2 separate regions of the Homo sapiens genome follow, and region 1 is linked to region 2. The links are chromatin loops, found by intact Hi-C in ENCODE. Cell type or tissue: ascending aorta. All regions are shown on one strand. Links, peaks and the distances in the headings refer to the core of each region. The heading gives the core; the rest is flanking DNA. Region 1 has its middle 8.9 kb from the start of LINC02953. Region 2 has its middle 58 kb from the start of LINC01488.

Region 1 (4,374 bases), core at 164-4,163, 120 kb after region 2:
TCCTTGTCTGTAAAATGGCGCAGTAGTAGTCCTTGTCTTACCGGGTTGTTATGCAACTTAAATAAGAATATCGAGGCCAAGCGCCTAGCCCAGTGCCTGACATGTCGAAAGTGCTTGGTGGGTGCCAGTCTTTCCCCTCCTCATCAAGTCCTGTGGCAGACAGGCCCCCCAGCAGAGCCGGACCTGCCCTGGGAGTCAGGGTAGGAAACAGATGAGGACCTCAGCCCGGGACTGGCTCCCCTTCGGCCAGCACTGTGCAATAGGAAGACTATGTCAGCCTCACCTATAATTTTTAACTTTCTAATGGTCACATTAAACAAAAAAAATTGGCTGGGTGTGGTGGCTCACGCCTATAATCCCAGCCCTTTAGGAGGCCGAGGCAGATGGATCACCTGAGGTTAGGAGTTTGAGACCAGCCTGGCCAACATGACGAAACCCCTCTCTCTACTGAAAATACAAAAATTAACTGGGTGTGGTGGCGCACGCCTGTAATTCCAGCTACTCAGGAGGCTGAGGCAGGAGAATTGCTGGAACCCGGGAGGCGGAGGTTGCAGTGAGCTGAGATCACGCCATTGCACTCCAGCCTGGGCAACAAAGCGAGACTCTGTTTCAAAAAAAAAAAATTCAATTTTTAATTTCTGTGGGTACATAGCAAGTGGTGGCCACATTTTAAAAAGTGAACAGGACAGGTGAAATACATTTTAATAATATGTTTTATTTAACCCAATATATCCAACATATGATGACAACATGCATTCGCCGTTGTGATTATTAGTGAAGTCTTTCACATCCCCTTTTTCCTACTAAGTCTTCAAAATCTGGGGTGTATTTTGTTCTTCCAGGGCATCTTGAAGCAGACCAGCCACGTTGCAAGTGCTTGGAGGCCACGGATGACTGGTGGCTGCTGTTCTGGGAGACAGAATCCTATAGCATCCCCAGTCCTGCAGCACACAGGTGGGACAATTCCAGCTTGATGTCTCAGCCAGCGGGTTCCCACGTCCTCCCCGCCTCTCCCAGGCAGAAGACAGAGTGACCCAGGTAACCAGGTATGGACAGGCGTATCCCTGGGAGAATTTTAGCAGGCTGCCCCAGCAGCAGGGTGTGTCTGTAACACCGTGCCCCCTGCCCCTCTCAAATCCACACAGTGGGCAGCTTACACAGGGACAGAAACCACACTGACTGTCGTTCCTGCCACCTGACTATTGTCCTGTGGCCCAGGGCTGCCCAGAGCCCCTTCCTGCCCAAGTGGCAGCTGGCCCGCTGGATCTGCAGGTGGGTCTTGGGGACACTTCTCATCAGCTCAGCCACGCCGCCCGGGCAGCTCCTCATGAAAGGCCTGCCTTGTGCGCCTGGGTGTGCCCAGGCCGCCGACGTCACCCGAAGCCCCTTCTCATAAATTCCAGCTCCGAGGTTTGCAGTTATCGGGAGGAAGTTTCCAATTGCTGGCTCACATGTGGGAAAATATGTAAGCAAGTGAGAGGCCCTTTTGTCTGGGGCTCAGAGGGGGCCAGTAACCAGGAGGGAGGGTGGCCTGTCCCCAGTGGCGGGTGCAGAGGAAGCGGCTGCGCTCAGGTTTAATGAAGTGCCATGAATCATGACCACCCATCAGGCGCAGATGCTATAAATCACCTGTGACGGGCTTGGCTTGTTTGTTCTTTCTGAAGCCAATACATTGATCAGGGCAGTGGACACGTGAGAAGGCTCACTGGAGGCTCAGACCCTCAGCGACCTGCCGAGGTGAAATCAAACCCTCTTCTTTTAACTTGCAGGAAAACAAGGCCATAAAAAAGGAACTCCTACTAATGAAACCTCCTAGATTCCAAGGAGGAAAACGTAGCTCTCAGACCAAGTCCGTTTTCGCCCTTGCATCTGAAAGGGAGTCCAGGGAATTGCTAATTTTGAACTTTCTATACACCCTTCCTGCCTCTGGATGTGGCCGCCTGACTCGAATTCCTTTGCACAATAAAATGAGGGGGAAAAAAATCACATCACTTCAGCAAAACACAGGCTCGATTTTTCTTGATTAGCGGAAAAGTGTGTGCTATTTAAAAAGACACGTCATATAACTTTTTATTTTTTAGCATTCCCAAGCAAAAAAAAAAAAAAAAGGAGGGGAGTGTGCATTTTGGGAATATGAGCTCAGCTCAGCACCTAATTTGGAAAGACCTTGTGTTTGGTGATGGACTTGGAAAAACAGGCCTGAATCTGCATTTTAAGAAGATGAGATGTGCAGGGTTTCATTCCTTCTTCTCCTGGGCTTCTCTCAGACTCCAAAGAGAAGGGCCCTCTGCTTCTCAAAGTTCACAGGACAAAGGGGCACCTTGGTCCATGGCTGAGAAACTGAGTTGACCCTTAGGGAAGGGTGACCAGGCTCCCTGGCAATCTGCCATCCCTAGAGGACCCCATCTGTACCTGCCTGCTGCTGTCACCTGGCTGATGTCATTCTTTTTTGGGGAGGGTGGTCGGCGATGGACCCTGGACTGCCTCAGGGCGGTCTTTGGAAGTGGCCTCTGAGTGCGTGTTTAGATGACTCCTTGACAAGCACTGGTTTGCTTGTCATCTTCCTCTTCCTCCCCAGAGTGAGAGCAGGAAACCAGGCCTTGTCAACTGCAGGCCTGCACTCCTGCCCCTGGGCGGCCCCAACCTGCACACGCCGCCTGCCCGCCCGCCAGTGCCAGGGCGCCCGCTGCCTGTCAGGAAGGCCAGGGAGCAGATGCTTGTGCCGTGTGCATGGTGGCCGAGCCTGTGGTTGGGCCACGGGTGCAGGGATCCTGTGTGGCCCCTGCCAGGACCGTGGGCTCTGCAGGAGGGCCAGGGCCATAGCATGGGGGAGGCAAGGGGAACCTTGTCATGGTCCCTGTCCTCAGAGACCCCTCCAGCCAGACCTTCCAAGGTGGGTGGTGGGCATTGGGGCCCTGCCTGGAAGAAGCCACTGCCAGCCCCCTCTATGGGACCTCAGGGACCCGCTGGGCTGCGAGCTGGGAAGGGCTCAGCTCAGCCTAGGAGGGCAGTGTGTTTCCAACTTCGCAAGGTCGGCTGAGCACAGGGGTTGAGGAGTCAGTGTCCTTCAGGGAAGGTGGCCCTTCCTTCCTGGTCTTGGCCCATGTCAGCTCTAGAATGTAGGCTGGCTGCAGTGGGGGAGTCTGGACTAGAGGACACTTTTGGGGGGCCTCCTGCTATACTCTGCGTGGGAGAATACAGGAAAAGCCCAGGTCTCAGTAGGCCAGTACCAGCCAGGCTCGCCCTGGGCTCCCATTGACGCTCTGTGGAGTGTGAGGGTCTCACCCCAGACTGGGAGGAAGGGGTGTGAGGCTGAGAAGGCCAGTGACATCCTCGGATGACCTGGGATGCAGCAGAGCTGAGCTGGGGCCAGATCTCATTTCTCCGCCTCAGTGCAGCCTGCTAAGCGTGTTTTCTGTCTGTGGCTGTCTAGGTACGTGGCCAGCAGGCAGGGTCCTGTCCTCAAGCCCAGTGGCTCTGCTGGGGTATAGGGCTGGCCACAACTCACTCACTCATTCATTCATTCATTCAGTCAGTCAGTCAGCCAACGACCATTGTGAGCACCCCCCTCCTGCCCCCCACCTCTGCTGCCAGCCACAGCATCAACCCTTGAAAGTTGCCACAAATACTTTCCCCGGGGCCTGGCTTCAAGTCGCATTCAGAGCAAATCAGAGCTCCTCATTTTGGGATCTTGTCAGGAAAATGAAGGTGTTGAAAGCTGCTCCCCACAGCCCTGACCCAGGGCACTGGACATGGGAGCAGGCGGGGGCCGAGGTCCGGCAAGCTCTGGAACCCCATCCCGCCGTCCTTGGCCTCCCCATCCTCTCCTCTGCCCCTCAGCTTCCTCTCCTGGCCCCTCTCCCCCGGCTTCCCTTCCTTGCAGGGCAAAAGGAGCAATTGCCTCTCTGTGCGTTTCTATTTCTGCACCTTCCGCTTCCTGGCTGGTGGCCGGCTGGCTGCTTCAGAAAGTTCTGGAATCCGCAAGGCCAGCTGGTCCTGGGTCAGGATGTGGGGGCCTCAGATTTCCTTCTCCCCAACAGCTCCACAGGCGTCCCAGGGGCCGGGCGCCCAAGGGTGTCGGGGAAGGCTGTCACCAAGTGAAGGGATTGGGGAGCAAGTGTGTGAGGGGCAGGCAGATCAGCTTTGTCATGGTGACTGACCAGTGCCTGCACTGGCAGGCAGGTAGAGGGCCTGCTGCTGGTTCCACGGACACGCATTGTGCACCTACTGCACACCAGGCCCTGTTCTAGGCTCTGGAAATGCAGTGACGAACAAATACACATACTAGACTTTATTTTGTCCTTTGCAATAGCCCGCAAGGTAAGCACCTTTACTATCAATTTTTCAGACAAGAAAACGAGTTTTAAGTGATTT
Region 2 (4,374 bases), core at 135-4,134:
TGGGTTCAGCAACACCCCACATGGATTTGCCAAGTGATTTCTCATGTAATTATTAACCCCGAGTGTATTCCAAGGGAAATGCAGCCTCGTGTTTCTGATTCACCCAGACTTCATTCAGCAGTATGTGTCACAAGCACTCGCTGGTGTCTGAGATGTCATTGTGACCTCCTAAGAGGCTTTCCTTGACCCCCTCCCCACTGCCCATCATAAGCAGGAGGCTGATTTGTGCCAACTTCCTGTGAACCTGAATACTACCGGGACCCAGCTCAGCTTGAAATTCAAAACCCTGGAATTTCGAGAGGGTTCTCATGGTGTCCAAACATCCTCACCCTGGCAGTGGAAACCAGTCTCCACTGCAGACTGATAACTGAAAGGAAAAGCCCAGAGCGAGAGCCCAGTGGCACCAGGTCCTCACACTGGCACCAGGTCCTCACAGTGGCATGAGGTCCTCACAGTGGCACCAGGTTCTCAGGCCTCCAGAGGCCAGGCTGGCTTCCAGGAGCAGATGCAAGTGCCAGATCTCGTAGCCTGGCTTCCTTTAGGTTCCTGTTCTTGGAGCATTGCTCTGAGGCTGAGATTGAAAAAAACCAATCATGATCCCAGCTGTCCTCTGCTCTGAGGCCTGAGCTGACCCTCAGGGTTGCCCCCAGCTCCTTCTTCAGACTGGACTGGTCCCATGCCTTCCTGGGGGGCTGGAGATGCAGCCTCCCTTCCTACAGCTGTTGGTACTTCTGATGCCATGTATTAGCCAGATCACCAGACCTCTGGAGATGTGGGACCCCCATTCATCTTGTCCCTGCTCCCCATGTACTCCACCGAGAGTCCCGGTTGCCTCTCTGGGGCTCAGTTTCCTCACTTGTCTCAGGTCCAGTGAGATGTGATTGTTCCATGAATCTAAAAGTAGAACGTTCTGGTCCAAGTCGAGGCCCTGGCAAAGCTGCCTTTCCTATCTCTAATTATGTGGCTCCATGACTCACTCATCATAAACCCAAGTCCTCAAGAAATGTCTTAAGGAGGTGGAGGGTTCTCAGAATGAACCTGCCGCCTGAGCCCCCGGCCCATTGTTACATGCACCGGCGCCAGGTACCTTATTCCCACCGTAGTGGGAGCAAGTTCGATGCTAAGAATAAGAGCTAGAGCGACGCTTTGCCTCCGGGGTTTCAGTGGGGGCTGGGGTGTGGAACCAGGGCAGGGATTGGCTTGGGGGCTTGAGCTGCTCTGGTGGGTGGTGTCCTGGGACGCTCTTCTCCTCTCCCACGGAGGCCCTGGGATTGCTGTCTCAGTCTGTGGTGGGTTGGTGGGGGCAGGGGCGGGCAGAGAAAAGGTTTTCAAGACCCTGAACCATCACCAAGCCCAGCAACCGGCCATTGTCCCTTTAGGGGTGCAGAAGGTGGTCCTGTGTGCAGTGGCACCAGCATTGTCAGCTCAGAGAAAGCAGCCATGACCCTGTGGAGTGTGGTTGAGTTGGGGGAAGTAAGGAGAAAGTGGAGGGACGGCCAGGGTAGGTGGGGTGGGTAAGAAGCGGGGATCGGGGTGGGGCCCGGCCCCGGAGACTTTTCTCCAGCAGAACACAGAACCATAGGAGCGGTATTTTTCCTACTTCCAGGCCAAATGGGCTTGCACGGGAAGCCTGCTCCAGTTCATGGGGAGGGGATGGTCTATGGGAACCAGAGAAGCCCGCCCTGCACCCAGCGGCCGCTTCCTGTAATGCGCTCTGCCCCCAGGGAATTCCCACGGAGCTGCCCAGGAGGAGCCGGGCCAGCGGGCAGCTGGGCCTTCCTGCCAGGCCAATGCCAGGGTGAGTTCCAGCGCCTGTGTCATTCTGCCGCCCAGGCTGGGCAGTGGCAGGCGCGTCCCTCTCCCAGGGTCTTTGTCCTTTCCCTGCCTTCCCAGGAGGGGCCAGGCCCTTGGAAAGGGGGAGGAAGACGAGGGAGAAAAGGGAGAGAAACTGGCTCCCAGCACTCAAAATAGCCATCTCCTTCTATGTGTTGATTTTCTGCTTTAAGCCAGGCTGGGGTGGAGGCCAGGAGTGGGGCCTGTGACGCTGATTTTCAATTCCTCCTGTGAGATTCCAGTCAGGTGGCACTCAAGCAGAGACTTCCTCCCTTCTGAGACAGGGAAGTGCCTCCGTGGAGGGGAGGGGCCTCAGTTCTGCAGAGGAGCCTGGGGTGCTGAGGGGGTGTGGGTGCCGAGATGGGTGGTAGAGGGGTGGCCCTGCAGATACAGGGTCTTACTCACATGCACTGCTGCAGCGTCCTCGCCCAGGGGGGCTTCGGGCCCTCAGGGGCAAATTCTGGCAAGTTTGTAAGTTTAATTTTTTCAGTGGATGAGGCATTCACGTGGTTACAAAACCTAAAAGTAGGCAATGAAGGGAAGCCACAGCTCCCTCGGTCCCCTGCGGCTGAGAGGCTGTGGGCACCGGCACACGCCGTCTTACCTCTCCCTTCTATATCCCGCTGTGGCAAATGCTGCCTCACTCTTGGGCACGCTGCTTCCTCATGCCACTGTCTAACCAGGTTTTTGGAGCCTTCCAGAATTCTGGGGCCTGAGAAGTCTCCTTTCCTTCCCATCTCTTTCCCTCTCCCTTCCCTTCCCTCTTCCTTCCCTTCCCTTCCCTTCCCTTCCCTCTTTCCTTCCTTCCTTCTGACTAACTGGCTGTGAGTGGCTTTGTTGAGTGGGTGCCTGACAGGAAAGAGAAAGTGACTTTTTGGAGGCCTCAAAGATGAAATCAGGGAATCCAGGGGCCTGCTGCTGGATCTGATGGTGGGGCCTGGTTGGGAAGGCTCGGTGCACTGTGGGCTGCAGGTGCTGGCACCAGGCAAGTCGGAGGCTGCCCCTCCCGTCCTTTCACTGCAGCTGGCCTGAAGCCCCTGGCTCGGTCCCCCGCCACGTTCTCAGCAGCGGGTGGCCTGTGAGCCAGGGCCCATCATCCCTGATGCTATTCCGCTTACTGGCGAAAGCAGAGGTCTGGGTTTTGGGTCCACCATAGCTCAGAGCCTCAGGTCCTCACCCAAGGCCTCAGTCCCCTAGCCTGGCCCACAGGCAGGAGTCTGGCTTGAAGCAGAGCCCTGACCAATCCACCTCCTCTGCCCACATTCTCTTGCTGGATGGCTGCCATCCACATGAGAGGGGCTGGGCATGTCCTGCCAGGGCTTCCTCCTGCCCACTCCAGCCCTGCTGCAGGCCCTGATCTCCAGGAGGAAAAGGCAGCCTGGGTACCTTTCCAACAGAGGCATTGCTTCCTTCCTCCCTCCGTCCCTCCCTCCCTCCCTCCCTTCCTTCCTTCCTTCCTTCCTTGAATTAACTGGCCCTGAGTGGCTCCACTGAGTGGGTGCCGGAGAGAGACAGCATTGACTATGACATGTCACTTGTCCTGGGGGAGGATGATTGGGGGTGGGGGACAGCTATGTCAACTGTCAGTGATCAAGACCCAGGACAATGTGAGAAACCAGCCAGGGGAGACTTGGGACAAGGTCAGGAGGGTTGGCGTTGGGGGCGAGTCCTAAAGAGTAACAGAAAGGACTTAATCAGACACAGTTGGGGTGTAGCCTCGGAGCTGCTCAGCTCATGGCCCCTCCCAGCAACCCTGCCTTGTGGCTGCTGGTCCCTGGGTCCCTGCTTTACAGCTGAGGACCCTCTGTGGTGGCTCAGCTGGAGGTGCCAGAGCCAGACTCTGCCTGCGTCCCCCAGCTTTGGTCAACTTGGGTCAGGTTCCCCAGCTGCAGAGTTGAGGCCCCCCAGTTCCAGCCCATCTCCTTTCTGCACGTGTCTTCATCAAGCCTTGACTTTGAGAACCACCGGCTGAAAGCAGCCCCTTTGCTCTCAATGCTCCCTAAGCAGTGGCCCTGCCGAGTCCCTGCTCTGCTGGGGTCAGGACCATCTAGACCAAGGAAGGAGGAAGTGACTTTTTGGTGGCCTCAAAGATGAAATCGGGGATCCAGGGATGCAGGAGGCCTTTCTTTAGAGGAGTGAGGGGCAGGAGGGAAGCAGATTTATGCCCTCGGAAATCAGCTCGGGAAGAAGACTGGTAGGGGCTGGGCACTGGGGGTTCTGGAGCCACATCCCCCAACATGGCCATCCTCTGGTTGGGATGGGTCAAGTGCTCCCATGACCCACACAGCACCGTTCAGAAGGCTCTGCAATCACACCGGGCACCCACTGGGTGCTGGGCCTGTGCCTCAAGCTCTGGAACATATGGGGGCCTTAGCAGCCCCACCATCTCCATCAATCCCCTCTACACAGCCCTCAAACATGAACAAAACATTCAGTGTGGACAATGTTCTGTAATGTTTGAAGAAAGCTTCCTCAGACAATCTCGATTTTTCCTATTGATTTGCACCATTCAGAAAGAAAAAAGTGTGACTTTCCGGTTAT

The links. Hi-C counts contacts between places; a loop is a spot of excess contacts. Peaks named below come from ENCODE experiments on the same cell type or tissue, not always from the same donor. Only the 100,000 strongest peaks of a DNase experiment are listed, where the experiment ranks them.
Region 1: it touches region 2 in a loop (7-fold over the local background); 1 of 110 quality-filtered maps calls a loop at or near these places.

Annotation. Positions count from the first base shown.
Region 1 is chr11:69,414,538-69,418,911 of GRCh38, reverse strand. No RefSeq gene overlaps it. Among named protein-coding and RNA genes, the nearest start is that of LINC02953, 8.9 kb to the left of the region's middle. In ascending aorta, for the core only: no CTCF peak of the experiment used is centred there; no DNase peak of the experiment used is centred there; H3K27ac peaks cover 2,756 bases.
Region 2 is chr11:69,537,671-69,542,044 of GRCh38, reverse strand. No RefSeq gene overlaps it. Among named protein-coding and RNA genes, the nearest start is that of LINC01488, 58 kb to the right of the region's middle. RefSeq lists a cis regulatory region at 2,624-2,627 and enhancers at 2,550-2,694, 2,713-3,373, 4,121-4,374. In ascending aorta, for the core only: a CTCF peak has its summit at 1,679; DNase peaks (open chromatin) are centred at 916, 1,734 and 2,204; H3K4me3 peaks cover 1,021 bases; H3K27ac peaks cover 2,995 bases.